Regions from separate parts of the Homo sapiens genome. Here region 2 is linked to region 1. A link is a loop called in an ENCODE intact Hi-C map of the cell type or tissue named here. Cell type or tissue: PC-3. All regions are shown on one strand. Each heading gives the region's core, and the rest is flanking DNA. Links, peaks and the distances in the headings are about the cores only.

Evidence for each region. A loop is a pair of places that touch in the nucleus more often than their neighbours do. Peaks named below come from ENCODE experiments on the same cell type or tissue, not always from the same donor. Only the 100,000 strongest peaks of a DNase experiment are listed, where the experiment ranks them.
Region 2: it touches region 1 in a loop (4-fold over the local background); 3 of 110 quality-filtered maps call a loop at or near these places.

What each region holds. Positions count from the first base shown.
Region 1 is chr7:155,854,477-155,869,933 of GRCh38, forward strand. No RefSeq gene overlaps it. Among named protein-coding and RNA genes, the nearest start is that of SHH, 50 kb to the left of the region's middle. RefSeq lists an enhancer at 14,205-15,404. In PC-3, for the core only: a CTCF peak has its summit at 8,292; DNase peaks (open chromatin) are centred at 4,475, 6,525 and 7,785; H3K4me3 peaks cover 1,151 bases; H3K27ac peaks cover 1,655 bases.
Region 2 is chr7:155,911,254-155,926,710 of GRCh38, forward strand. No RefSeq gene overlaps it. Among named protein-coding and RNA genes, the nearest start is that of SHH, 110 kb to the left of the region's middle. In PC-3, for the core only: no CTCF peak of the experiment used is centred there; DNase peaks (open chromatin) are centred at 6,198, 7,968, 8,628 and 10,888; H3K4me3 peaks cover 660 bases; H3K27ac peaks cover 1,781 bases.

The sequences.
Region 1 (15,457 bases), core at 3,398-11,397:
GAAACACTAAAGGGAGTTCTTCATTGGAAACAAAAATACTAATTACTAATATAAACCATATGAAAATATAAAATTCAGCAGTAAAGGTCAATATATAGTCAAATTCAAATACTCTAATACTGTAATGATGGGTCTGTAAATCTCCTTTAACTCTAATATAAAGGTTAAAGGCAAAAATATTAAAGCTAACTATAGCTTACTTAAATATTAAATAATTAATAATTAAATAATTAATAAAATTAAAGATAACTATACAGTATTTCCTTAATGGATACACTGTCTAAAAATTTTGCACTATGTAAATTGTGAACTCACAAACATGTAAGGTAAGGAGGGAAGTGAAAGTGTAGTTTCTGTATGTGATTGAAGATAAGCTGTTATCAGTTCCATATAGATTTGCACAATTAGGTTTTCTGTAAGACTCACAGTAAACACAAAGCAAAAACCTATAGTAGATACTCAACAGACAGAGAAAAGTAACAGCAAACCACTACAAAAATTTATTAAGTCACAAAGGAAGAAGCAAGAGAAGAACAAAGGAAAAAGGAAGTACCGAACAGTCAGAAAACAATTAACAAAGTGGCAATAGTGAGTTCTTACCTATTAATAATTACTTTAAATGTAAATGGATTAAATTTTCTCATCAAAAGACATTCAGTGGCTGAATAAATAAAAATATAAGATCTAACTATATGTTGCCTACAAGAAACTCATGTTAGCTTTAAGAATATGCATTGGCTGGAAGTAAAGGGGTGAAAAAAAATCGCATGCAAATGGCAACCAAGGGAGAGACAAAGAAGGTCATTATATAATGATAAAAAAGTCACTTCATCAAGAAGCTATAACAACAGTAACTATTTATGCACCAAATTTTGGAGCACCTAAATATATAAAGTAAATGTCAACAGAACTGGAAGGAGAAATAAATAGCAATATAATTACAGTAGTGGGACTTTAATACACTTTCAACAATGGATAAATCATCCAGACAGAAAATAAATCAGGAAACAGTCGATTTGAACAACATCATAGACCAAATGGACCTAACACACATGTTCAGAAGATTTCATCCAACCTACTAATTTTTGTTTGCTAATTTTGTATTCTGCAACTTTACTGAATTAGTTTTCTAGTTGTAACAGGTTTTGTTTTTGGCAGAGTCTTTAGGGTTTTCATTATACGAGATTATGTCATCTGCAAACAGAGACAATTTAACTTCTTCCTTTCTGATTTAGATTATTTCTTTTTATTACCTAATTGCTCTGGCGAGGACTTCCAGTGCTATGTTAAATGGAAGTGGTAAGTGTAGGCCTCCTTATCTTGTTCCTTTATAGAAAAAGCTTTCAACTTTTCACTGTTGAGTATGATATTAGCTGTGGGTTTCATATATATGTGTGTTATCACACACACACATACAATAGTAACTATATGAAGTGATGATATGTTAATTGTGGTGTCATTTTATAATGTATATGTATATCAAACATTGTGTTATATGCCTTAAATACATACAATTTTTATTAGTCAATTATACCTCAATAAGTCTGAAAAAAGAAAATCATCCCCAGATTTATACTTTGTGCAAATTCAAATATAGGGCTTATTTAAATTTATGTATTAACCATGTTACTCATATAAATGACACCATTGAATCTTCTTAGGGAAGAACATAGTTTGGGTATCCTTTTCCAGTTGAAGCTGAATCCTCACCATCCTTTCACACTTTTTTACTCGATTTTCTGTATGATCTGTGCGAGGCATTTGTGTATCACTAGAGTAAGGGGCACTCATAAAAGCTACTCAGGGTACCTGATACCTGAAGGTAGCCAGCTACATCATTGGCTGTGTCCCTGTCCCATTAGCATGGCTCAGCACAGCCAGGACTGAAATCCAGCATGGCTTATGCCTAGGCTAAGACTTGTGCCATGCTTCTAATTATGGGCTTCCCTAGTACAGAGTGAATTGGGAAAACAAAAGGAAAAGGAACATATTTCCTAGGAGCATTCAGTTCCAAGGTAAAGATCATCTACTTTTCTTGGAGAGGGAGTTAAAAAACTGCCAAGGAGGAATAGCCACTTTTTGCTAGCTTTAGACTTGGATCTTCTCACAGAAGTCCATGACTTTGCTGAGTAATAACCTGGGAGAACTGGGAATTGTGGGAGCCCCCAACAGAACAAACCTAGAGTCTTGTATGGCGTCAAGATCTCTGGCAAGCTGGCCCAAGCCTACCTTTCCATGGTCTCCCTGGCCAGTCGTTCCTTCCCATTCTAAGCCAGCTGCAGGGTGCTGCATGACTGCCTTCACCATGTGACATCATGCTTTCTGGTCTTTGTTCTTGGTGTTCCTGCTGTTATGTCTGGAGGGCTTCTGGTCATCCTCCAAGGCCATCTCCACCTCCTGGCTCCCTCTGCAAACTGCCCCTTGCCTTCCTGCTGGGCCAAAGTCCCTCCTGTATGTTGCAGGGCTCTCTAAACATGCCTCTGGCTGTGCCCCTACCTGACCAAAGCTCTTAGAGGTCTTTCTTACTTATCTTGCAATCTTGACAAGGAGTTCAACATGCGTGGTCCAGATACTGTACAAAACACTGGGAGGCACAGAAATGTCTGAGGCTCCTTATGTTATTGATTCTTGGCAGCATTTTCTAGTTTGGTCTGGAAAGTTCCACTTATAAAAGGAGTGCACATATTGCTCAGTGGTGGGTCATCTTCTGGTCAAGAGTCACACAACACGGGGGGGTAATCTTGATGAAAAGTAAGAACAGGGGATATTGGCTAGAAGAAACGGTGTGAACTTCCATCGCTCACAAGGCTTTATCCCCAGGAATGCCACAGTACATATGCCTGGATAATCCACAGCAGGGTGAGGGTGCTTCTGCCTCAGTGGGCAACAGTGGAATAAGCACTAGAGACTGACTTGGCTGCTGAGTGTCTGTGTGACCTTGAGGAAGTCCTGCAGCCTTTCTTGGCCTCAGTCCCCCCATCTGTTAAGTGAGGGTAAAAGATTTGAAGACCTTCAAGGTCCCTTCTTGCTATAATGTTTGTGATTGTTGTTGCTTAGGATTTTGGCAAGTAATCATTTGAGCATTGAAAGCACTTTAGTCTTGAAAGCTGTACATAGTGCTCCAACACCCCAAAGTGCTCTAAAAATTTCCACTCTTTGGATCTGGATCAAACCCCGAAATATCCTATAACCTGCTCCTCAAAGTGTGGTCTGAGAAGTAGCAGCATCACTGGGAACTTCTCGGAAATGTGGAATCTTTGTCTCACCCAGACCTCCTGCATCAGAATCTGCAGTTAAACAACACCCCAGGTGGTTTGTGTGCACGCTAAGCCCCAAGGAAGGTCACAGATGAGAACTTTATTTTTCTATCACTTGTCTGTACATCTTCGACCTTTGCTGCTGCTGTTACTGTGGTTTGAGCCCAAAGCTGGATTGGGGTCAGAATGATCATGACGAGCTTCAGCCTACATGAAGGAAAAAGTGACTATGCTCCTTCCTTTGCAGGCGTTCGTTCACGGGAAGTCAGGGGAGAAGTGAACATGGAGGGCAGTCTAGGGGAGAAGGAAAGGGAGTGAGATGTCCCGACAAACACTGTGTAATCGCCAGTGTGTATGAGTGTGTGTGCGTGTGAGTCTGCATATGGATGTGTGAGTGTACACTTGTGTGAATGTGTTCGAGTATGTGTTATGTGCATGTATGAGTGTATATGTGAATGTATCTGACCATGTGTATGTGAGGGTGTGCATGTACGAGCGTATGGGCATATGTTCATGTGAGTGCATGCGTGTGTATGAATGCATGCACATGTGAGTGTTATGAGTGTGACCATGTGAACGTGCACGTGTGAACATGATTGTATGTCTGAGTATGTAAGAGCATGTGTGTGTACTTGTGCATCTGAGTGTACACTGTGTGAGTGTAAATATGTGGGCGTATGCCATGAGTGTGTGCACATGTGAATGTAAGCATGTATATGTGTGAGTGTATGTGCATGTGACTGTGAGTGTATAAATGTATGTGTGTGCTAATATGTGTGGGAATTCGTGTGGTATAGCTGTGTTAGTGTGAGATTGTGTGTGCATATGTTCATGTGTGAATGTGTGTGTACATGTGTGAGCTTGTGTGCATGTGTGAATGTGAATGTGTAAGTGTGCATGTGTATATGAATGTGCATGTCCATGTTAATGTGTGTGCATGTGTGTGAGTGTGTGTGTATATATGTGTGAGCATGTGTGCATTTGTGTGCATGTGTGTATGCATGTGAATATGTGAGTGTGCATGTTTGACTTGTGCAAATGTGTGTGTGCATATGAGTGTGCCTGTGTGAGTGTGTGCATATGTGAGTGTGTGTTTGAGTGGCAGGGGCATAAGCGTGGGGCAATGGAACTAGTAATAATGAGTAGTTACCATGTGTTGAGAATCACTGCCAGCCAGCCACCAAGCCAAGCACTTAGCATGAGTCATTGTCTTATTCCTTTTTCCCGGTCAGTGGAGTGACTGTGTGAGTTAGTGGACAGTGCTGGACTTTGCCTTGGGGCAATCACTTAGCCACGCTGCCCAAATTTTTCCCATACCAGTAACAGAGGATTCTTGTGAGGATTAAATGAATTAATCCAGGAAAACCCCTTAGCTAAGAGCCTCACATTTTAAGTCTTCAATAGCTGCTATAATTATTCAATTCTTAAGGAAACCCTGAAGGGGTTATTGTTATCTTTATTTCATAGTTGAGGAAAATGAGGCTCAGAGAGACTAAGTAACTTTACCCAAAGCCACACAGCTAGGATGAGGAGGAGTGGGGATGTGAACTCAGTCCATGTGACTGTAAAGCTACAGTCCTTCCATACTTCTCTGAAGAGGTCTATCTCTGCATCTGTATCTTCATCTGTATTTGTAATCTCTGTGTCTGTATCTATGTCTGTAACTGTACCTGCATCGATCTGTAGCTGCATCTCTACTGTATCTATCTGTATCTGCATCTGCATCTATATATATCTCTGTCTCTGTAATTGTATCTGCATCTGCATATGTATCTATCTCTGTATCTGTATCTGCATCTGTATCTGTATCTATCTCTGTATCTCTGTCTGCATCTGTATCTGTATCTGCATCTGTATTTGCATCTATCTCTGTATCTGCATCTGCATCTATATCTGTATCCATCTTTGTATCTGTATCTATGTCTGCATCTGTATCTGTCTCTGTATCTGCATCTGTATTTGCATCTATCTCTGTATCTGTATCTGCATCTGTATCTGTATCTATCTCTGTATCTATGTTTGCATCTGTATCTGTGCCTGCATCTGTATTTGCATCTATCTCTGTATCTATGTTTGCATCTGTATCTGTGCCTGCATCTGTATTTGCATCTATCTCTGTATCTGTATCTATCTCTGTATCTGCATCTATCTCTGTATCTGTATCTGCATCTGTATCCATCTCTGTATCTATGTTTGCATCTGTATCTGTGCCTGCATCTGTATTTGCATCTATCTCTGTATCTGTATCTATCTCTGTATCTGCATCTATGTCTGTATCTGCATCTGAATCTGTATCTGTATCTAACTCTGTATCTATGTTTGCATCTGTATCTGTATCTGTATCTGCATCTGTATTTGCATCTATTTCTGTATCTGTATCTATCTCTGTATCTGCATCTGAATCTGTATCTGTATCTATCTCTGTATCTATGTCTGCATCTGTATCTGTATCTGCATCTACATCTGTATTTGCATCTATCTCTGTATCTGCAGGTCTCTGTATCTGCATGTGCATCATCTGTATTTGCATCTATCTCTGTATCTATATCTATCTGTATCTGTATCTGCATCTGTATTTGCATCTATCTCTATATCTGTATCTTTCACTGTATCTGCATCTGTATCCCAGCTTCTCTTCCTAAGCGCCCAATAGCAGAATCGTCTGCTTCTCCTTGTCCCTATCTCCCTGAAACTTGGCTACCCTCGGCTCTCCCCAGGGATGATGTCTTTGTTGCTGATCCCAAGAGTGGGTCTCTTCTTCTGTACCTGCCTCCGTTTCCTTGGGGGTTAACTGGGGCAGAATCACAGGGACCAGTCCCTGGGTCATCAAATGGTAACCGGGTATCAACAACAAAGCAGTGTAGGATGAATAGTGCCGAGCCCATGATGAAGAATGTCATCAGGCTTTCAGGTGTCTTCTCTGTGTATTGGGAAAGTGTCTGGCTCCAGGAGCACTGATGCTTTGAAGGCTTCTATTTTTAGGCAGCCTACTGCCTGTGAGGTCTAAAACCATCAGCGCTGAGCTCCTGGTCATCTGAGACCCCAAGTGGCCTGGGCAGTGACTTCTGCATGGGAGATCTGAACACAGCTGTACCTAGGAGTTAGGTCTCCTTTGGTCCAAAGGAATGGGGATGAAGGAGAGAGTGTATTCTGAATGACCTCATCCTGCTACCAACCTTTAGCCTCCAAAGAGAAAGCTGACGTCTGCTCATATTTGCAATCATTTTTCCTCTTTCTTGCAAAACGGCCCCTTCTGCTGGGAGAGCATTTGGCAGGCAGCCCGCTGCGGGCTTGCCAAGGCACGGTTTCATCATTGAGAGTATTTCTCAGTGCCCAGCGAGGGGGCAGTGAGGGATTGGCCCCTTGTGAGTGCCTCCCTGGGGGTAATTCCAGTACACTGGGTGCCTCTTGAGGTGCCTCCTCCAGTCCTGGGTGAGGAGACGATGTCAGAGACGAGGGCACCTGGTGCAGCTCTGCAAACACTGCAGAAGCAGCAAAGAGCTGGCCCCTGTCCAGTCATGAAAAGGGCTCTCAGGGAGATCACTACCAGGCTTGTCTCTGTAGATAAGTGAAAATCACGGTCATGCCCACTGAGCAGATATGCCCTGGCACGAAATGGGGAGGGAGGCAGGGCAGGGACGGGAACAGGAAAGGCCCCAGGGCCAGCACCAGGGTGGCATGGCAGAGCTCTGGTCCTCAGGAGACTGCAGAAGTCTGGGTCCTCTGTCCAGGAGGGGTGAGGTAGAGATGCACACCGAAATGGTGGCATTGCACAGGAGCCAGGCAGCTTTGCAAGGTCGTAATGACAGTCGCGCGTGGCTGCTGACAGGAATTACAGTGGAATTCACATTCTGAGTAATAGTTCCAATTTTGTAAGTGCATTTCTCCTGCAGGCTGGCTCCCTCTGCATGCCCTATAAATAGTGAGTTGTTAAGCATGTCACTCTGCTCTGTCGCACAGGTCCCTACTGCTGACACAGGCATGCAGTGAAGAAGGGTCAGCCACACACATTCCCGGAGCTGCCCAGTGTCAGAATTCACTCTCCATTCTTCTCTGTCACTGTCACCACGGCGATGACGTCGTCACAGTCATCTTTCTTTTTATTGGAGGCACTGTCCTTCCCATTCCAGGCAAGGGACACTTCCCCACATCTCTTTCTTACTCCACCCAAGATGGGCATCATCACCCACCTCAGTCTACACATTGAAGATCAGGTGTTCTCAAAGACAATGATCAATTAACCCCAGGAGTTTGCAGATATCAGCACATATTTACTGAGTGTTGAATAGTTAAGATAGGGGGCTAATTAATAAGGGTGCCTTATTCTCACATATTTGCAATTGTATATCTCATCTTCATTTAGAATCTCTTTGGGAAAAAAAATTCACCATGTCCATATGTAGAATGTTGAAAGCTTTGGGTCATATTTTTACTTAGCGAAAAGAATATAGAACATTCTTATCCAGTCACCTGTCATAGGATTAAGAAAACATGCTCCACCCTGCTGTGGCTCAATTTCAGCAGTATTGATTTTATTACTCATACTTTATAAATGAGAATGCTATTCTTAAAGAATGCAAACATTTGCTTTGTTGTGCTATTGTCTCAGCCCTGCATAAACCTCTCACTCTTAATATATGCCCATCGATTATTATTCTTGTCATTATTTCACAACAGGAGGCATTTTAATGATGATTTACAGGGTTACATATTGTTGGACCATAAACTTCTGTTTGCAATTAAAAAAAAGTTAAATGCAAACTTCAACTTGAAAATAACTCTTAGGTTTAGCATGATGATAAAATGCAAAGGGTGCTGCCTGCCCTTCCAGAGGCCATCGGAGACCTGCACGTCTTCCTGGCAGACGGGGATTGTTGTCTCTGCTCCCCAGGGCTGACCCTGACTTTGGAGGGCTTTGCCTTATCTGTTGTCTGGACGGTGCCATCCTCAGCGCTCACAGGTGATCCTTTCTGAACAAGCTGCCTGGTGCAGCTCGCTGGCGCCTCTGGTGGCTGCACCTGGGAGGCCAGTCCTGGTAAGCCGTGGGGACATGGTTTTTCCCAATTCAGCTAACAGAGGCTCTTCATGTTATGGCCTTGTCTCCTCTGATGGCGCTGCACGAGTCCTTGCACTCAGAATGACACAAGAAAACCCACAGGGAAATGAGCTATGGCTCCAGACCAACCTGCTTGAATTCCAGCTCAGATACATCCATTTCCACATCTGTAAAATGGGATTCCCAGCAAGGACCTTGCAGGGTCACTCCGACATGTGCATGACACCAGGCAGGAACACCCGTGGTCAGGGCTGCCCAGCAGACAAGAGGTGCTCCCGGTGTGTGGGGGCTGCTGGTAGATTGTCCTCCAACCCCCTTGGAACCTTGGACCTCCCCGCCGCCCCTTGCCTGTTCCTCCCACAGAGGCCTGTCCCTCGGGGAGCTTGCCGGCCTCTAGGCAAGGGGGCCAGGCCCACCTTCTGGGTGCTGCCTCCCTCATGCTCAGAGTCACTTTCCTTTTCTGGGGTTGTTGCTCCTTCCAATACCTTCATCACTGCCTTGAATTTTGTACCCTGGGGCTTTGTGAGGAGAGGATGCAATTTCCCAAAGCTTTTCAGAGTAAACAACTCAAAATAGATCAAGGTCCATCCTTGGCTTTTTTTTTTTTTTTTTTTTGACAGAGTCTCGCTCTGTCACCCAGGCTGGAGTGCAGTGGCATGATCTTGGCTCCCTGCAACCTCCGCCTCCCAGGATCAAGTGATTCTCCTGCCTCAGCCTCCCAAATAGCTGGGATTACAGGCACGTGCCACCACGCCTGGCTAATTTTTGTATTTTTAGTAGAGTTGGGGTTTCACCATGTTGGCCAGGATGGTCTCAATCTCTTGACCTCATGATCTGCCCACCTCGGACTCCCAAAGTGCTGCTATTACAGCTGTGAGCCACCGCACCTGGCCCATCCTTACCTTTTTATCCTTATCCAGAACTGCCATGGTCCCTGGACTCCTTCAGCTTGGAGGGGACCTGCCCGGCACAAACTCCCGGCAGCACTGCCCTGTGAGGGCAGCTGGTGGCCCCGTCCGGCCTGACCTGCACCTTCCGCCCACACATCTCAGTGGCGGCCTCCTCTGCACTCTGCACCCTTGGGTGTCCAGAGCTGACTGTCATCCTAAGACAGAATCCAGCCCTGTTCACAGGCCCCTGGGAAAACCACACACACAGGTTACCCCAGGAGCTTGCAGACTTCATTAAGACACAGCGGAGGAGGCTTCTGGGGCTCATTAGCTTCACCTGTGCTCCCCTTCCATCGTGGTCTCCACAGTGCGGCCCTGACTGCATCCTCGACGCCAGGCACTCACCAAGGATTTTTGGGGAAGCAAGTACAGCTCCTTTCTAAGAGCAATTCTGTGCTGTGAATTCCCTGACATTTCTCCGGTCTGCTGCATGCACAGTGGCCACTCTGTCTCCTCGCAGAGTCGGTGTGGACCTTCTAGTCCAGGCCCATGCCCCCCTCACACTTGTGGCTGTGGTTTTTTGTGTGTGTGGCAGAAGGGCACATTTCACACCAGCAGGCAAGAATATGAACCTACGAGTTGACACATTTAGAGTTGTGTCTGCTTTCTTCAAAAGCTGTCTCCTGTGGGGTCCGCTCTAAGGAAGGAAGATCTCTTGGTTGTGTAGCTCCAAATCCCTTCACTGCGTCTTCTTCCTTCTTCGTTCCCGACCCCGAGGCAACAGCTTGTCCTTGGTAAGCATCATTCTCTGGGTGCAGCCCTGCCCTCACCGTGCTGCCATTCTCTCTCCTTTCTCTTCTGTTCAGTTCCAGCTTCAGCACCAGCTCTTCAGGAAGGCCTTCCTGAATGATCCCCCATTATGCTAGCTTTTTATTAGGATAAAGGCTAAGATGCTGTCACAGAAACCTTCACATGTGGCTGCTTAAGTAAAAACAGGAGTCATCTCTCTTCCACATCATGCTACAGAGGCTCTGCTCCTTCAAGACAGGCAGGGCTCCAGGATCTCCCAAATGGGGCTTCTGTCCCGGGTCCAGCGCGCTTATTCCTAACAATTTCCTGGCCATAGGAAAGGGGGCAAGGGAAGAAGGGGACACATGAAGAAACCCCAAAAACCAACAATGGCCTATTAAGTTAGTGATACAGAGGTTGCCATTTTTCTTCCTCTCATAGCCCATTGGTGAAAGTTGCATGGCCAAACCTAGCTATCCAGGAGGCTGGGAATGCAATCTCTGGTTAGGCAGCCATGTCCTCAGCTAAGACTGGAGGTCATGAGGGAAATCCTATTATTAAAAGGAAAGGGAGGTCGATATTGAGGACCATACACAGCCCCTGCTACACGACCCTGAGTGGTTCCTGCTCAATACACTATTGCACAGAGGGTGAGAGCATGAGAACATGTCCCGAGGTTTCAGGATGCACCATTAGGCTTTCTTCTCTCCAAAAGAAAAACTGGCTCCACCGTACTTTCTCCTGGACAGACTAACCAGCTAACGGGCCTTGCCAGATCTCCTTCTGCTGGAGTGGGCGGGAGCTTCCCTCGGGTGGCCCTGTCTGTAGCATGGCTCCCTGGTTGCCCATGGCCCAGAGGAGGTGCAGCTGGTGCTCCCTTGGACCTTGTTGCAGATGCTTGGAAGCCGCTGACTGTGGCTAGATCTTAGCAAGGGTTCTGAGCTGGATGCCACCCAGGCCTTGGCTGACTTCTGCTTTAGAGTCCTCCCCATGAAGCCCTCCTCATCATTGTTCCCTTCCCTATTCTCCCTCTGGGATCTGTCATGGCCCTGTGAGCAAATATCCCGACAGCCCCTGGTTGGACCTGTTCATCTGTCCAGCTCCCTGGGCGGTCTGCCTCCAGCCATCACCATTCTAAGAATGTCAGCATGTTTCAATAAACAGAAACTCTCATGTCCCCTGGGGAGGATGCTACGCCTGCCTTAGGTCCAGCCCCACTGAGAGCAGAGCCCAAAATGAGGGTTTGGGGAACATATTTATGAGGGAGGTGACCCCAGAAATCAGGAGCGAGGGCGGAGGAGCATGAGACTTGGGAGGAAGAGCTGGGAGGTCACTAGGGCTCCTGCCGAAGGCAGTCTGGGCTTTGCTTGGAGAAGCCAGGAATGATTCCCAGAACTGCCTCCAGAAGGAAGGGAGGCAGGGGCACTGATCCACAGCTACCCTCCTCTTTAGGGAGAGGGGAACCCCTGGGTGTTAGTTTCCTCTTGTTTTCGTGTGTGGCTTGCTTCAGGCAAAAGAGCAGAGAGGGCCCAGAAGACCTGGTGGAGGGCGAGCAGCCTGGTGCTGTCCAGCACAGCCTCATGGAATCAGAGCTGCCCAGCGTGACTTATTGTAGTAATTAAGCTGAATGTGATTCTTTTAATGAGAGAAGTTGATGTTTAGAAGTTGCCAACCCGTTTGCTCGTCCCCTGCAGCATCAGATCCTGCTGAGAGCCCAGCGAAGGGGAATGCAGAAACACACCCATAACAGCGCAGGTCACAGCGGGTGGCAGGCGGCGAGATGGTTCAACAGATTTCTGCAGGACCTGACGTGGATGGAAGCCGGTCCAGGCGGCAGAGTGGGGGAAGCACAGCCTTGGACGGAACGGGAGACTGGGTGTGGCTGCTTCCCAGGTGGGGCAGATCTGAGCTGCAGGTGTGGCCACAGGTGTTGTGGGAGCAGCGAGTGGAAACGGAGGGGTCGCCAGTCTGTCTTGGGGATGCTCCTGGCTCTTCCCCTGGCCTGTGGGTCTGCCTCCCATCCCCGGCCCACTGCCAGCCCCAAGTGAAATGCAGGTGGCAGGTTTGCAGGAACAGGATTTTTACCATAGACATGGACAGACTTCCTGTGGAATTTCAGGATGCCTTTCCCAGCCTGGCATTTTTGGGACCCCGGTTTCAGGGGTGAGCTCCTTGTGGGCCAGTCGTTAAGCGCCACACTTGCACACAAAGTACCTGGTTAACCAATCAGCCCATTCAGGAGACAAATGGCAGGAAAACAGGTCTGTGTCCAGGTAAAACCCCCATTTGCCTTCCTAGAAGTCCACCTAATTCTCTGTCTTAAGTATTAATGACATAGAATCATAGAATCTTCAATACATAAAGAAGACCTACTAGCAGCACAAAAGAGGAAGATCAGAATAAATAAGGATAACTACCCCAGACAGAAAAGAAACAATTCTGGGATTGTAAATTAATTTCAAAATGAAATATTTTGAAGTATTCTTCAAGCACGTACTGCATTTGAAAGAAAGAACAGATATTATGAAACCCTGAGAAAGAATATTCAGAAATAAAAACAAAAGGATTGTAAAACAAATCAAAGAGGAGTTGGGAGGTAAGTTGAGGAAATTTCCAGAACACAGAGTAAAATAGGAACTATGAGAAAAATGACAAAAAACATAAAAGATCAATTCAGGAAAGAAAAATATCAGACTGCAATATTTCTTGAAAGAACAGAGAAAAAATGGACAAGAAAATTATCAAAGAAGTAATATATGAAACTTTCAAGACCTGAACAGAGACACAAATTTTCAAAATAACAGGAACTCACTGAGTGACCAGCATGATAAGTGAAAAAAGACCTGCATATCTTGATGAAATTTTAGAAAACTAAAGATAAAGAAAAGCATAGAGGACCTTGCAAGGAGGGGGAATTGGGCCATCCACAAAGGGATGAAATTCAGCCAGTGTTTTCATAAGCAGCCGCATCAAGGTCAAGTATGATTCAGCACAAGGGCAAGGTGAACGCATTTTGTTTCTGATAGGCCTTTGCTGAAAATGCTACCTGAGGATATATTTCAGAAAGTCAATAAAGATAAGGTAAGGCAAACAAGAAACAGAGGCACTACCCTGGGAGTTCAGGGAAAATGCCTTCAAGAATGATGTTATACTGTAGCCTCAGAGAGCAACAGAGCCCAGTTAGCACACGAAGTCAGTGGGCATTAAGAGGACCCCATAAAACAAAACTGGATTATGTCATAGATTGAAAAAGGAGCTGGGAGATAGTAGTGGCATGTGGAAGAAGAAATGCTTCTTCTCTAACATAGTAAGGTCTGTCAATTGGGGAGCTTTTGGCTGCAAGTAACACATCATCTGCCTGAGAGTGGCTTAATCCATGAGCGCATTTATTATTCACTTAACAGAACTCCAGAGACGGGTCATCTCTGAGTTGGCTCAGAAGCTCAAAGACATCATCAAGGACCTGGCTATTTCCACTGCACTGTTTGGCCATGCTCAGCACGAGGACCTTTTGTTCTCCAGCTTGTCACCTCATGATGAGCAGGTGGCTCTCATATTTTCAGGCACAGTGTACCCATACTGCATTCAAAGGCAAGAAAGGAGCAATGAGGGTGGGTGGAGAAGGTCTTTCCTCTTGTCACAAAGGAAAAACTTCCAGAACTTTCCGGCAGACCTTTTCTTAGGTCTGTTTGGCCACAGGAGGGTCCTATGTGCACCTCCAGCTGCCAGATGGGATGAGAAGGTGCGTATCTGGCAAAATGAAGCAGAATGGTTATGATTGGCTTCAACTTAAAATAAATGGGTGATGAGGCCCCACTCCAGGACATCTTGTCCAGCTGGCATGGAGTGGCACTTGGGCATGTGTGGTCATATAAAGTTTCCTGGGTGATGCTAATCGGTAGATTTGAGACCCACTGACTGGACTATTTGTGACTCCTGAGGCTGGCATATTGTCACCTGAACAAGTCAAGTTCTGTTTAGCCAGAAGGAAGAGGGAGGGCATACCAGCTAGGCAGGACTAATAATAATGTCTAGGAAAAGCCCCAAAACAGTACAAAAAAGCCATGTTCCAGGTAGGAAGATGATACCGAGAAACTGGTGGAGCACAAGAAGAGGGAATCCATTCAACTCTGATGCTGGGACCCTTCTCCCTTGAGTGGCAGAAGATCTTAACATTGGATCTATAGAGAAAAAAATTTTACTGTACTACTTGGCCCTGGAAGGAACAGTTTTATACAGTCATAATCACATAAATGCATTCATTCTTTTTAAAAAATTATTTTTCTTTTAGAATCAACCTGGGAATAAAGCCCGGAAGACTTGGTTGTGGCTTCAAGATAGAATGCTGTTGATACGATTCCCCACAATGAAAAGGTAAAGTGATAACTGATGGAAGTAGGGTGGCAGAAGGAGAGCCAGGAGGGCAGAGGAAGACTGCTTTACTGCCACCCTGATGCACATGGTGGAAAGCCAAGAGATACCTTTAATGTCGGTGGAAGAAATGGAAAATATCATCTAAATTTGCAAAGGTAAGTAATAGAAAAAAAAAAACACAGCTGGCACCTATTGTTCAAGGGGTAGTGAGAAGTGTGTAAGTGAGGAAAGCTTCACCTTCCTAACCTGCAGTCAACAGATAGTTTCTAAAGCGGAGACATAGGTCTTGTATCGAACAGGACAGACGAGCTTCTGCTGTGTAACAAACAACCCCCAAAGTCTTAGTCACAGAACAAGACTTATTTAGCAACACAACAAAGCACATTTCTAGCTCTTGTTAATGGTGGGACAGTGACCCCAGGCCTGGGGATGGGGGTGGGTGGTGGTGTAGGCCCTGCCAGTGGTTTCTGGCTTCAAGGGAGCCACAGGAAGCAGCTTCAGCTGCATTTAGGATCCGAGCTGCTCAAGCGGGAGGTTTGGGGCCTTGGCAGAAATCCAGGAACAGAGCGTATGACTTGGTCTCCCTTCTTCTACACGACTCCTTGGATTCTTTGGCATCTTGGCCAGCCATACCTTGGCTGTCCGTTTGGATCTGTAGAGTAAATTCAGTTTGATATTAGGCCTTTCTCAAAGACAGGCATCAGCCCTAGGGTGGAGTGGGATAGAAGTTTCCTCTAAAGGTCTCAGGAGCCCAGAGTTTGCTGTGTGGAGTGTGCCTCGAGGGTCCTGGTCTGCCTGTCACCTCCCTATGGAGCTCCTGAACTCATGAAATACAGCCAGCAAAATAGTCCTCAGGGCCCAGCCTCTCTTCAGTGCACAGGCATAACTTGGTTTATAAATATTACATGGAGTTGTTCATGCACAGCTGGGGGAGAATAGGCCCCCACTGTCGGGCTCTGTCCATGGCCTTGTATTAATTAACTCTGATTTTGCAGGGAATGGACCTGCAACCGTGCACCCTGAGGGCTGTGATCTTATCGGGATTGGGTGAGCTCACAGGCTCGTGGCAGGGATGGAGGGAACGGGGAACG
Region 2 (15,457 bases), core at 4,112-12,111, 57 kb after region 1:
GTTATAGGGAGAAGGATGTGGCCCTCACCACACTGAACTGCCAACACCTTGATCTTGGACTTCTCAGGCTGCAGAACTGTGAAAAATGAGTTCCTGTTGTCTACGAGCCACTCAGTCTAGGCATTTTGTGATAGCCTGGACTGACTAAAGCAATCCTAAAAGACATGGAAGTAGAAGGGGTGTGTTATGAAGTAGTTAATTCTCCACCATGGAGCTTTCCAGTACAGGGGGACGTGTGTGGTGGAAGGGAGTTGTGCTTCAAGGGAGGGGGGCAGTGGCTAATTTCTCACATGTCTGCCACCTGACATGCCGCAGCCCCTTAAATCAGGGGTAGTTTGGGTGTGGCCTGGCAGGAGGGCTGGGGCGATGACCTGTGAAGCTTCCAGCCCAGCTCTGAGCAGGGCCTGGATCACCACAGGGAGGCCGGGGCTGAGCTCTGAGATGGGCAGTGAAGCATGGGAGGGAGGCAGAGGAAACTGGGATTGGAGTGGAGGAGCCAAGAACAAGCGTGGAGGCAGGAGTGGCAGGTGTGGACCATGCTGGGAATACTCAGGCTAAGCCACGGGAGTGCAGGCTTTGGGAGGTGGGTGGTTTTGCCTCAGGGTGTCTCCATGTGCTCCATACACTCTCCCAGCAGAAGCTCTGAGTGTGCTTAACCTGCCACCAGCACCATGCCCTCTTGCTACAGCACCACCTCCTCCTACACCAGCACCACACCCTCCTGCTCCAGCACCACGCCCTCCTGCACCAGCATCACGTCCTCCTGCTCCAGCACCATGCCCTCCTGCACCAGCACCATGTCCTCCTGCACAAGCACCATGTCTTCCTGCACCAGCACCCCCTTCCTGCTCCAGCACCACGTCCTCCTTCTACCTTTAATCCCCATTGTGAGTCCTTACTTTCCCCCACTGTCCTGTTTAGAACAAAGCACTGTCGATCCCTATCATTCATGGATTCCACAGTTGTGAATTCACCTACTTTTGAAAATCCATCTCTAACCCCCAAATCAACCCTGGCAGCACTCTCACAGTCATCTGCAGACTTGCAGAGGGGTGAGAGATTTGAGCTCCCAGCTCAGGTGGAACAAAGCTCTGCCTGCCTTCTCGCACCCACGCTGTAAACAAATGTGTTGTTTTAAGGTCTATTTAGTGCTACTTTTTCCACATTTTAATGCTTTTTGTTGGTGCTTTTGCTGTTTAGAGTGGCCCACAAGCTCAGTGCTGATGTGCTGTGTTCCCAATGCAGGAAGGCAATGATGCGCCTTAAGAGAAAATATGTGTCTCAGAGAAGCTTCAAGCAGGCTGTGTTCTGGTGCTACTGGCTATGAGTGTTACCAATAGTATATATAATATAATTAATAGTATATATTAAACAAGGCATCTCTAAACAAAAACACAGATGAAACAAGGTCATGTACTGATTGCTGATGAGAATGTGACCAGAGGCCTGTAGGAACCTAGCCTTGTATTTCTCCTAGGCACTGAGGTTCAGCTGCTGATTTTCTGTTTATGGCATAACTACTGTGTATGATGAGCATGTGGACTGGGCTCGGTTTGGATCGGGCTTGGTTTGGACCAGCTTTCTTTATGACTTTCCACATTCTGCGCTGATAATTACATGAGTGCTTATTCAAATCTTTCCAGTGGCTGGACAATTCTCAAGGACATGGTCTATGGATGACAGTGGATGGAGGCTGGAGACAGAACCCTCAGTCTTGAGATCTTCATGACAGTCCATGAGTGGAGAGGGGAGGCTAGAAAGGAAGGCTCAGCTGTGAGTTACTATTTGGGGAACTGACAGGACACAGACTAGCAGTACAGGATTGGGCTCACTGGCTGTGAGCCCTGTAGCCAAGTTACCTGGGTTCAAGCACCGAGGTGGCACTTCCTGTTCCCCTTGGGTAGGCTCCTAAATTTATTTGTGCTTCACTCTTCTTAGTTGTAGATGGGCACACCTTGCTTACACGGTCATTGTGAGGAATTAAATGAGCTCATGAGTACAAAATACTGAACATTATGCCTGGCACAGGGACAGGGCTCAACAAGCCCCAGCTCTTAGCATCTGATGGGGAGGGATGGGGAGGAGCAGGAGATGCCAGGTCCCAGCCTGAGACAGAGGAGAGTCACTGAGGTGCCCTCGCGGGGAGAAGAAGCAGGGCCAGCGACATCGGCAGTCTCTCTTACCCCAAACATTTCCTTTCCCAGCTCATCAGCTGGAACTTCTCAGCATTCTTTTCGGCTGAAATTTTATTTCTGGACGTTCCTTGCCAGCACATCACCAGCTGTTATTTGCTAGAAGGAATCCACTTATGTAACTGTCGTCTTTGAAAGGGGATTGGAAGAGGGCAAAGGAGTCTGGGAGAGAGGGTAGAGAAAGTGGCCTATTTCCATGGTGCCCATGTTCACAGGGCTCTGGGGCACCTGAGCAGGGCTTTTATATTTGCGGGGGACTTAGCTCCATGTGAATTGCAAGAGAAGGACGTCTTACAAAAAGGGCACCAAAGTCTTTCAGAAGTTTGTTTTCCAGAGCTGAGTAGATTCCCCATGTGATGCTTGAAAGGGTGGGAGCCCCAACACTTGCAGGGCGCCCTGCAGCCCACATGTGGGGTCCGCACTGTCTGACTGGGGCAGGCGCCTGTGAGGGCAGGGCTGGTCCACAATGGGGATGCCGTGGTTTGAGGGGTGCTTCTGCCTTGGTCACGCATGGGCAGGGCCTGGAGCGGGGGCTCCATGGGCATGCGGATTCCCATCCAGTCCAGAATGACGTGAGTGAGAGGGGCTTCCCCAGAGCCAGCACAGAGGCAGGTTCGATCCCTCCACCTTTGCATCTGCCTCCTGTCCTGAGCTGGGGGAACGTTGACAATAATGACTCACGTTCAACAGACCGCTTCCCTTCTGGGCCCTTCAGGTGGAGGCCAGAGAGAAACCACATTGCCAAGGGAGCTTCGCGTGCAGGGGCGTGAGCTGGTCACTTACACACTGATCCCCTCTCCCCAGCACACTGCTGGGTCACAAGGAGCTGGTCACTCACGGATTGCCCCCTCTCCCCGGCATACTGCTGGGTCATACGGAGCTGGTCACTCATGGATTGACCCCTCTCCCCGGCATACTGCTGGGCCACATGGAGTTGGTTACTCACACATGGACCCCTCTCCCCAGCACACTGCTGGATTACACGGAGCTGGTCACTCACGGATTGACCCCTCTCCCCGGCACACCGCTGGGCCACATGGAGCTGGTTACTCACACATGGACCCCTCTCCCCGGCACACTGCTGGGCCACACGTCCCAGGTCCTTTATGGTTAGACATGGCTGCATCATGGAAAATGGGCAGAGTGAACATGTTTTGCTTTGGGGACTAAGTCCTTAAGAAGCACTGGGCCTCTGCACACTCTTCCTCCTTTCTTGCACTGGAAGCACGAGTGAGTCCACCACATAGGGCAGACGATGGGATTCACCCAGGTCCCAAAGTCGCCACCTCCTGCAGCAGGAACTGCCCTCCTTGCACTCCTGCTTGAACAAGAAGTGAGCTTCTGGTGCGTTTGGCCCCAAATGTATTGAGCGGTCTGTTGTGACCACATGCAGCTGACTGTAATCTGTAAACCCACTGTGCTAATTGAAGTAGATTATTTTTGCTGGCTCTTCCAAGTAACCAAAACATCTAGTTTCCCCAAACAGAGATTCATCCAAAATTTTGGTCAGTTGTGCCTCATAGTGTATATTAATAACTAGTAGTTTAAATGGGGAACCACATCTGCTTCTGGAATCTTACCAAGTGGGATCTTGGAGCAGGTTATGCTGGAGGAAGCATGCGTCACTTTCTGTTCGTGAAAGTGAAGTGTGAGGAGGCCGCCATCATCAGCCAGGGCCCCTGGGGCTTCTGAACTTACATTCTGCCTCAACAGGCTGGAGTTTCTAAACAGTACGAAAGACCCCAACGAGTTGTCACCCATTGCAGGTCAGCTATTAATGAATTGCTGATGACTAGCACTTGCTCTTTTATAATGAGCATCACTAGCATATTCACTGATGTTGTAGATCTCATTGTTCAAAAGGAAGGTCTGTGAAGGGGTCTGCCTCTGGCTCCTAAGGCGAAGCTCCTCTGTGTGTGTGTGTGTGTGTGTGTGTGTGTGTAAGAGGTGCAATTTATGCAGCAGATGTTGGAGCCCCGACTGTGTCACACACCAGGAAACAGCAATGAAGAAGAGATGCACCTGCCCCATGGTGCAGAGGATTCTGCGTGTCCCAGCCTCCAGCACCGAACCACTGAAATTGTTCGCATGAGGCATCTTACCTGGTAAAGGGTTTTGTGTTCCCAGCACTCCCCTGGTCCTGCTCTTGGCTGTTCCTGGTAGCAGCTGGTTTCTGGGATAATGGCTCTGCCAAGCAGACATCATTCCCTCTATGGAAGTGCGAGGAGCATGATTTGAAACTCGATGAGGGAAAGTGATCTGTGGGTGCCTCATTTCTGGTAAGAGGCTTGTGATGGCTTATAAATCCATGATGGGCTGAACTGTGTCTCTTCCAAATTCATAAGTTGAAGTCCTACACTCCCAGTGCCTTAGAATGTGACTGTATTTAGAGATGGCGTCTTTAACGAGGTCATTAAGTCATACCGAAGTCAGTAGGTTTGGTTCTAATTCAACCTGCCTGGTATCCTCATAAGAAGAAGAGATGAGGACACAGACACACAGAGGGACGACCATGTGAAGACCCTCGGAGAGAGGGCTCAGGAAAAGGGAGCCCTGCTGGTACCTCGGTCTTAGAGGTCCAGCTTCCAGATTTGGGAGACATAAGCTTCTGTTGTTTAAGCCTCACTGCCCGTCCCTCCCATCCTCAGGGCTTGTCATGGTGGCCTGAGCTGACTGATACAGGGTCCCATTGGCTTGTTGCTCTGACACCACTTTTCACTACCCTCTCCCCACCGTCCCACCCTTCTCCAGCCATGCAGATGTTCTTTCTCTCCCTTGAACATGTAGGTAGGGTTGGCTGGCTGGCTCATCTGCTTGGAATGTTCTTCCCCAGACACCTTCACGTGGCTGTTCCTTCACTTACCTGCAGTCTTTTCTCAGAGCCGCCACTCCATCCCGTCTGCTCTCCCTGCTCTTCCTCCATGGCTGCCACCACCATCTGCTTATTTATTCAATTGATTTCTCCCACAATAATGGGGCTGACCTTGGGGAGGGACTGTGCTCATTGAGGAGTGCCTGGTGCCCAGCCCACTGCCTGGCTGGCCTAAGAGGCTTAGCAAATGTTCATCCAATGAAAGATGGAAAGAAGACGCTGTCCAATGGGAGGTGTGTGATCCTGGCCATGTCCTCCCACCATTACCTACAGATCTGGTGGGGATAGTGATGCTCACTTAGCCTAGTGGTTGTGAAGATTAAGTGGGATGGCACGCCAAGATCACCAGTCTTCTTATAAGCATGCCACCTTCACCTGGAAGATGGAGGTTGGGGACCTTGAATGCAAGGCTGTGGCATTTCTGGCAGAGATCGGTGGCCTTCTGGACATTAATATCTGCAAAGCTTGCCTGGGAGCTCCACAGGAAGTTCTGACCCATGGTCACCTACTCCATTTTCTTAGGGCTCATGGAAAGCCTTCAGCAGTATCCTCTGTTGATAGCTCATCCCACTCTCTGCTGACCGCCAAGGTGCCTTTCATCTCTTCTCAATCCAATGCAGATTTGAACATTGCGCCCCTCCATTTAAACCTTCAGTAGATCCCTCATTTTCTTAAGAGCTAACTCCACACTTCCTCCTGCCCTCTCTGGCCCACAGTAGCCGATGTCCTCCAAGCTCCAGAACCCTGGTGTCCACTGCTCCTCTGTGGGACCTCCGGTTCCAACGGGCCCCTCTCCTCAGCACTCTGGGGGACCCTCAACGCCATCCTCTGTTGATGCCACTGCTCTCACCTCCACCTTCCTAGTGTCCTTTCCCCTCTCTCACCATCCCCTCCATCTGCCTGGTTCCTTGCAGCCTTTGAGGCTCAGCTCAGGGGAGACACTTCTGTCTCCATGGTCTTCTGTGCCTTTGCTTCTGTCTTTACCAGTGATACCACTTGCCACCTCACTATTGCTTTGCAATATCTCCAAGTGTTGAGTAGTTTGAGGCCCAGGCCACATAGCCTGCAAAGCTGGAAGTATTTATTCTCTGATTGTTTACAGAAAGCATTTGCTCGCCCTGATCTGGAAGGTGACCAAGTGACGAGCCTTCAGTGATCCGTCGTGAACACTTATCTCGACTGTGTGTTTGGTGAGGGCTTGGTGGAAGGTGCTTGTGGCTGCAGCCTTTGGCGAAGACACAGATTCCTCACTTATTCGAGGGCAGATCTCTGTGTAGTAGAGAGGTAGAAGCAGGAGGTGCAGAGGGGCCACTCTCCATGGCCCCAGGCAGACAGCCTCTTCTCCTTTTCTCTTCCTCTCTGTTCATATCCCCAGTTTTCCTAATTTGGGCCACATCACTTTCTCCTGGCCCCTGCCAGCACATGGGTAGTGGCAGGTAGGCAGGCAGATCTCAACTTTTGCTCTAAAAAGCATCCCTCATACACAACAATGGCACCAGTGGGGAGAGGTGCTCCAGGAGGCAACTGATTTTGCAACCAGAGGTTATTTCTTTTTTTCTATTTCCAGTTATCAGAGAAAATATGGATTTGCTGTATAGCTTTGATGTGTCAGAGCCTGTAATTGTGATCAATTTCTGTGTAGCAGATTAACTCAAAACCCAGCAGCTTAAAACAACAAATGTTTAACACCTCACACTATTTCTCTGAGTCAGGAATTTGGAAACAGCTTAGCTGGTAGTTTTGTTCTGGGTCTCAGGAGACCGCAGTCAAGAACTCTGACCAGGGCCATGCTCACCCGAAGGCTTGACCGAGGCCAGAAGGCCCACTTCCGAGTCTCACTCTCAGGACTACTGGGGGGAAGCCTCAGCTCCTCCCTGCAGGCACCCACGACAGGCTGCCTGGTGCCCTTGATAAGGCAGCTGGCTTCCCCAGAGCGAGGGATTGGAGAGGGTGAGGAGAAAGCTACAGTGCTTTTGTGACCTGGTTTTGGAAGTGGCCCAGGATGACTTCCATCACATCTGTCGGTTAGAGGGGGAGTCATTAAGTCATGCCTACGCTCAACGGGAGGGTCTAAGCTTCCCCTCCTCAATGGAGAATTGTTTGTGGACATCTTTTAGAACCACTCCGGAACTAAATAAATATGACCAGCACGTGTGTTTGTGTGTGTGTGTAACTGTGTGTGTGGAGCTTATATCTGTGTTTGTATATGTGTGTGTGGTGTGTTGTGTGCGCATTTTGTGCACCTGTGTTGTATGTATATGTGTGTGGTTTGTGTGTGTATATGTATGTGTGATGCGTGTGAATATATGCGTGTGGTATGTTTTTGGGTGGTGTGTTTGTGTGTGTGTATTTTGTGTGCATGTGTGTATATGTGTGTGGTGTGTTTGTACATTTTTGTGAGTGGTGTGTGGATATATGTGTGGTGCATTTTTGTGTGCATTTTGTGTGTATGGTTTGCATGTGTGTGGTGTGTTTGTGTGTGCATTTTGTGCGTGTGTGCATTTTGTGTGTTTGTGTGTGCATTTTGTGTGTGTGTCTGTGTGTGTATTTTGTGTGTGTCTGTGTGTGGTGTGTTTGTGTGTGCATTTTGCATGTGTTTGTAGTGTGTTTGTGTGTGTGTTTGTGTGTGCATGGTGTGTGGCATGTGTGCATGTGTGTTTGAGTGTGCATTGTGTGTAGTGTGTGTGTTTCTGCATGCATTGTGTGTGTGGTGTGTGTTTGTGTGTGCATTGTGTGTTTTTTTTGGTGCATGTGTGTGTGCGTGTGTGTGTGTGTGTGTGTGTGTGTAGCACTGGCCACGCCGGATACTGAACTATGCATTGAGGATGCAAACGTGATCTCAGAGGAGCTGGTGAGATCACTGGGCCCCGGGGTGTACAGTCATGCACCAGACAGCAGCACGCGGTGGCTCTGAGTTCCAAGATAAACACACGAGGCTTTAGAGGAGAAAGGTCACCACGGCTTGGCGTGTTCCAGGAAAACTTTGTGGGAGGGAGTCAAAGGCGCCAGTGACCACTGACTGCCTTGGGCAGGGTCCCGCGGGAGATGGAGTGTCACTCAGGGCTAAGAGTTTAGGGTGGGGGGCCCTGCAGAGGCCAGCATGGGACCCTCCAAGCCCCTGTGGGATGTGGGAGCAGCAGGGTGGAGGGCAGGAGCCAAGTCTGGATGGGGTTATCAGGGTCATAGGGCCTGGCAAGGACGGGGTCATAGGGCCTGGCGAGGGCAGCGATGGATGTGGGGCTGTGCTGCTGAGGCTGCAGCCACCGCCACAGGGCCGCTGTGATCGTGGCCTCCCCACCCCCAGGGTCCTGCCTGTGTCCCCAGTGGCCAGCCCCACATAGCAGCCTGAGGGCCTGGGTGCAGGCTCGGGGCAGGAGAGGCTGGGAGAGCAGGTCTCGCCCCTGCAGACTGGGGTATCACCTTAGAGGGGGCAGCAGCTCCCAGCCAGGAGGCGGCAGCAGGGGTGGGCCTCAGGGCTTTGGTGAAAACCCCCCGGAAAAGGATTCCTGGAACCTGAGACAGTCCCAGAAGCGTTGCTCAGGCCTCCCCCTGCCGTCCTGCTCCATCCATGGGTGTGGGGTCTGTGTCATTCTTTATTTGGTGATGACTTTCCAGGGATGCGTTGCAATAAAAATGAACCTGAATGTAACAAAACATCCTGAATCCAGGCCTGAGGTGGGGGTGGAAGAACTCCCCTAACTTTGATCTCATGCTGCTTATTTTTGTCTGAGGATCTGAGACCCTTGAGAGAAAAATTTCCTGGTAGGGTGTCGTCCAGACCTAGTTTCCCTTTCTCTTCAAAATTGTGCTTCATCTTGTGAAGGCTGCACTATGCTGTCCGCGGCACGCTCCACCTGCCTGAGAGAAGACAAATGCCCAGGCGGGGCTGAGGGATGCTTTGCTTGTTCAGGACTGAGGGGCCACAGAGACGTGTGGCCATCGGGGTTCAGCCAGGGGAGTCGCGGTGTGGGCTAGGGCTGCTGGGGGGGACCCGGTGCCCTGATGGCCCAGTGTGGTCCTGCTCCAGTGCAGGTGGAGAAGCCACCCTCCCCAGGGGCATTGTTCACATAGGATGCCTTCATGGTCAAAAGATGCCTGGGTCATATCACCAGGTGCCCCCCATCACCAGGTCATACCACGTAGGATGCCCTCATGGTCGAAAGATGCCCTGGTCATATCAGCAGGTGCCCCCTCCACCTGGGAAGCTCCAGGAGCTCTACTGCATTCTTTAGGAGAGCCAAGCGTGTAAATTTACCTGCTTCAATCACATCAGCGTTTTAGAAACCAGGATATGTGGAGATGCAGCTCACTTAGCTTCATGGAGCTTTGGTGTCTGCCCCCGTGCCTGCCCGGGCCTTGCATAGAGTAGGGCATCAACAACGAGGTCTGGAAAGAAGGATGAGTAGAGCTTTGGCGGGGCGGGGGTAGGGGGAAGCTGAGGGGGCTGGGAGGAGGGGCATCTGTTCTCCGAGAAAAGACCAGGCCTAACTCCAGTTGCTGGACTTCCTTCCAGAGCACAAATCGAAGCGGATAGTGGTGCACAGAAGGAGCTGATGCTGGGTGGGGGCAGACCCCACGCTTCTTCCCGGGATCTGAGGCCGTAGTGGCCCCAGAGCAGCTTGGACTTGCGGCCCCTGAGGGACCCTTTGTGCAGCGTGGCATGAACAGCATGGATGGTACCAACAGCCCATTGTGTCAAGGAAGAAGCCAACAGATAGCCCTGCAAGGGGCAGCTTTTAGGTTGGTGGGGACCCACTGAGCCAGCTGCAGCTTTTAGGTTGGTGGGTACCTGCCTGTAGCCACCCCTCACTGAGCTCTACACCTCAGCTGCACCTGCTATGGTGTATGAGACCCTGGGCTCAGAGCAGGGAGGGACATGGCCCGTTGGTTTCCAAACCCAGCTGCCTGTGCATCCATCACCAGGAACTGGGAACAGCATTCCAGCTGCTGATTCTGGGCCCTGCCAGTCTGAAGTGGGGCCTGGCCATCAGCATTAGAAATGGGAGTCCCGGGCAATTGTGATGCAGTTGGTTCACGGACTGCGACTTGGGGAGCCACTAAACTCATCCAACAATCTCATCTCATGCGTGGAAAAACTGAGGCTTGGAGCAGTTGAGTGATTTGTACAAAGCTGTGCACCCAAATGCTGCCTGCCCTGTGTGTGCTCTGTCCACCGCCCCTTAATCCTTGTGGCCAGTGCCACCTGGGGCAGCTTTGAGTTTCCATATGCATGGCCTGGGCATTGCAGGAGGCCATTGGGTAGATGAAGCTGGTGCTTTAGAGGCCTCACCCATTTCATGATTTGTCCCAGGTCCCCGGTGGGTGAGGGTCAGACTCAGAGTCTGACTCCAGACGGTCGGGCTCACCACCTGTTGAATTCACTGGCTAGCTACGGGACGTCGGGTACCCTCAGCTGCACCCAGTGGTCCTCCTGAGAAACCCAGAAAGCCTGTGATCATTGCAGTGCCCAGGGAGGCCTCCTCTGGTTGTTTTGCTGGCTGGGGCTGTTTGTCTCACGGTGGGTCCGCCCGTGGTCGCTGCGGCTGCCATTGGGGGTCCTGCAGGCCCCATGGGCTCCATTTGGAAGCACTTGTTGTTTTCTAGGCCCGACACCTGGTATCTGTGTGCACTGCGGTGGCCAGAAGCCGTGGAAGGAGAAGATATGGTGAGATGGCGGATCTATGCAGTTTTGTTCTTTCTTGGGTCTGAAATTTGGGCAAAAGGACTCTTAGAGGCGTTGGAGCTAAGAACAGCCAGGCTTGCAAGGCCGCTGGGTGGGCCTCCCTCTGTGATTCACCAGCGTCTCCCTGGCTCTGTGTGAAGCAGCCAAACCGGTTTTCTTCCCTGGCCGCACCACGCTGACTCCCTCTGGGCCTTGCTCCTGGTGACGGGGGCCCTCCCTGGCCAGCTCAGCCCTCCTGCAGGGGCTCCCAGGGCCCTTTCCTCCGGGAGCGTTCCTCGGTTCAGCGGGGCCTCATTCATGCAGTCACTCAGCTGTGTGTCCAAAAATGCCTGTGGGGCGCTCCCTACATACCAGCGTTGAGGCTCTGGGCACAGGACAGGAATCAAATCCCCGACCTCACGAGGCTGCTACTGCTGCTTCCCGATCCCAGCTCTGAAAGACGGGCTCTGCAGCCCGACAGGGCATTGTGCAGCGCCTGTCCGTCACCATCCTTCACATAGGCTGGTCTTCACTGCCCAGCCGGAGCACCAGCCAGGGAAGACGGGGACCCCGCCTCTGGCATTTGTGATGGCCTGGCAGGTGCTTATGGGGAATGGGTGGAGAGAGTTGGCTAAGCCTGATATGAAACCTCTCTCTCTTTAAAAAATCGATATGACTTCATACCTTACCACACGCACGTATTAGTAAGTATTGGGAAAGAGTGAAAACAGAAGTCTTTATTTTTTAATGGGACATGATTAAACTTTAATGGCCAGTGACCTCATGAAATGAATGCCATGCAATGCCATTTACTCATCTAGGCTTGTGCATACCTTCTGGGTATTAGAAAATTACATAATTAAGTATAGATTACCACAGACGTGTCATTATGCATTTTATTATTCTTTAGAGACTTAATAGTAATACTCTGTATTTATATGTGCTTTTCATCATGTTATCTCCAATCGCTTTACAAATATTATCTCATTAATCCTTTGCAACTGTTCTGTGAATGTCTCTATTTAATAGATTAAAAGCCGCAACCTGAAGCGATTAAGTGACAAGTTGAACATCCCATTCTTCACTATGCTACAAAGGCAAGAAGGCAGGCTCACTGCCCTTTCCACCTAGAGAGGACATCTTCTTTTTTCCTTTTTTTTTTTTTTGAGATGGAGTCTCACTCTTGTCACCCAGGCTGGAGTGCGGTGGCTCGATCTCAGCTCACTACAACCTCTGCCTAGTGGGGGTTCAAGTGATTCTCCTGCCTCAGCCTCCTGAGTAGCTGGGATTACAGGCAGGCACCACCACACCCAGTTAATCTTTGTACTTTTAGTAGAGATGGGGTTTCACCATGTTGGCCAGGCTGGTCTCAAACTCCTGACGTCAGGCTATCCACCCACCTTGGGCTCCCAAAGTGTTGGGATTACAGGCGTGAGCCACCATGCCTGGCTGACATCTTCTAATTATTTGAGAACTGAAGCTAAAATCTTGTTTCCCAAGCTCACGTGAACATCAGTAGAAATAAAACTGTACATCGTAGAGTAATCAGGGTTGCAGATTTTCTGTGCCACCCCCATGCTGAGAGGCTTTTCTTTGCATTTGAGTTCTAAGAGAAAACTGTAGTTCCAAAGAGAAGCAATTCTTTAAATGTCCTAATCCAGTGGTGGGAGATTGGCAGTGTGGGCTTGGATCACTCACAAGCACATTTGCTGTGTGTCTGTGCTGTGCTCGTGTTTGTGGATGGCGGCTGCGATGCCCGGGCAGGCTGGTACTCACGGACATCGAGACCAATCCCTGAGCTCCTCCTGGAGATGAGTGTCATTGGGAAGGTTTAGGCCTCATTTCTTGAGGGTTTGTGTGCTTCAAGCTCACCATCTTCATTCCTCGTAACAAACCCCGCGGGGCAGCTGCAATGCTCCCCATTCTACAGATCAGACAGCACAGGCTGGAAACACGAGGTGATTTGCCGAAAAAGTCACACCACGGGCAGGCAGTGGAACAATGAGGGCCATGCTCGTCTGGTGGATCCCAAGTCCCAGGCAGCCTCTAAGAAGAGAAGGGCCCTGAGGTTTAAATTAATTAGAAAACATGCAAACATTGACTCATTTAGAAAAGGGCTTTTTCTTCTGAAAAAGTGAAACATTTTCTATCAAGTTAATAAGATAGGATATTAGGCAGAATAAAGGTTTTCATTTTCATGAAACATTCCAGCTTGGTTAAAAAAATTACTAGGATCTTTGTTCTTGGGAATATTCTTGAATTTCTTCCACTTTGTTTTGTTTTGTTTTGTTTTGTTTTGTTTTTTGTTGCCCAGGCTGGAGTGTAGCTGTGTGATCATGGCTCACTACAGCCTTGACCTCCTGGGCTCAAGCAATCCTCCTGCCTCAACCTCCTGAGTGGCTGGGACCACAGGCACACGCTGTCAACTTTCCACATCTGATGTGGTTTGAATCTGTGTTCCTTCCGCAAGTGTCATGTCAAATTGTAATCTCCAGTGTTGGAGGTGGGCCTAGTGGGGTGAGGGTCATGGGGGTGGATTTCCTTCTCCGTGCAGTTCTTGCGATAGTGAGTTCTCGTGAGATCTGTCTGTTTAAGAGTGTGTAGCACTCTCCCCCCTTCTTTCTCACTCCTGCATTTGCCATGTAAGATGCCTGCTCCCCCTTCCCCTCTGCCATGAATAAGAGCTCCTTGAGGCCGCTCTAGAAGCAGAAGCCCCCGTACAGTCTGCAGAACTGTGAGCCAATTAAACCTCTTTTCTTATAAATCACTCAGTCTCAGGTTTTTTTTTTTTTTTTTTTTTTTTTTTCCGGAATCCCGCTCTGTTGTCAGGCTAGAGTGCAGTGGCGTGATCTCTGCTCACTGCAACCTCCGCCCCCTGGGTTCAAGCAATTCTCGTGCCTCAGCCTCCCAATTAACTGGGACTACAGGCATGTCACCACGCCCAGCTAATATTTGTATTTTTAGTAGAGATGCAGTTTCACCATGTTGGCCAGGATGGTCTCGATCTCTTGACCTTGTGATCCACCCGCCTCGGCCTCCCAAAGTGCTGGGATTACAGGTGTGAGCCACCGTGCCTGGCCCCGGTGTTGTTTTATAGCAACGCAAGAATGGCCTAATACAACATCCTAAAATGGCTCTTGGTGAACACTCATGTCACAGAAGTTCAGAAGGGCCGTTGGCATCTAACCAAGCATTTCCCAAGTTATTTTCCTGAACAACCTCATCCTCTATAAACCCAATAGCCCAGGACAAATGGCAATCGGAAGTCAAAACCCTGGGCTGCGAACTGAAACCCTGGTGCATGGTAAGCATGCATTAATGATTCAAAATAAATAAATGAGATACTGGGGATTCTTAGTAGTCCAAAAGGCATGTTTTCTACCTAAATATTTCTTGTTGATTCTCTTCAGCTTTCCTGTCATGAAAATGGGTGAGAGCCTAGGGTTACTGAGTTAATCTCACTGGGGTTTGTAAATTATATCCGACCCTGGGAATGAGTACTATGGAACTGGAGTATATTTATGTGTAATTATCATTCATTTGCCCTTTCAGCTTGATGGTGCAGGACACAGTAAATGCATCAGATATTTATTTAATGGGTAATTCATGGTGGGGGCTCTTAAAGAAACAAATTACCTAACTAATTGGTGGAAGTTTGACTTCTTGGCTTTTTAAATGACTATAGTTACTTTTGATAACATTAAGAAGGCAGCACCTATAATTTAACCTTCCACTGAAAACCATGTTGGATTGGAAGGAGGCACGTGGTCAGTGCAGAGCGGCTCCCTGCGCTGAGATGACCGGATGAGGCGGCAGGTGGTCTGTTCTCTTCGGTCTGGGGACAGGAACATTCAGCGGCCAGCTGGGAGTGCTGCTCCTGTGAGTTTCAGGTCAAAGAAGGACCCACAGGAGGTGGCAAGGACCCGGGCAGGAGGAGAACTGGGAGAGGGCGTCACACTCGCTGAGTGGAAGAGCCAGGCCCGTGGGGAGCATGTGAGCCTGGGCATCTCCACCTACTAGGCTTTGACTTCCTCGTCGGATCAGTAAGCAGTTAGATTCTGTTAGTGATTCCCAGGCTTGGATACCGTCTACTGGGACATTCAAAACAAATGAACAAATGAATTTGCTGACTAACAAGCTGGCCTCTTCTCTCTCTTTTATTGCCGAGGACATTAGAAAGATCTATTTTTTTTCTTAATTGTTTTTGTTGTTGTTTGTTTATTTGTTGTTTGTCTGTTTTTTTGAGACTGAGTTTCACTCTTGTCACCCACGCTGGAGTGCAATGGCAGGATCTCGGGTCACTGCAACCTCTGCCTCCCAGGTTCAAGCAATTCTCATGCCTCAGCCTCCTGAGTAGCTGGGATTACAGGTGCCTGCCACCACGCCCAGCTAATTATTGTATTTTTAGTAGAGGCAGGGTTTCACCATGTTGGCCAGGGTAGTCTTGAACTTCTGACCTCAGGTGATCCACCTGCCTCAGCCTCCCAAAGTCCTGGGATTACAGCCATGAGGCACCATGCCCAGCTAGCTTAATTGCTTTATAAACAATAGAACATTTTAGTATCAAAAAGGAAACCTTCAGAATGAAGACAGTCCTTTAAATTTAATAATTTGGGTTTATGGAAACATTCACCTCTACTGTACTTATTGTGCTCATTTCCTCCATGAAATCTTGACCTAGTCCAAGGACGACCGTTTGGGAACCCCTGGCCCAGGCGATCCTGTGGGGCC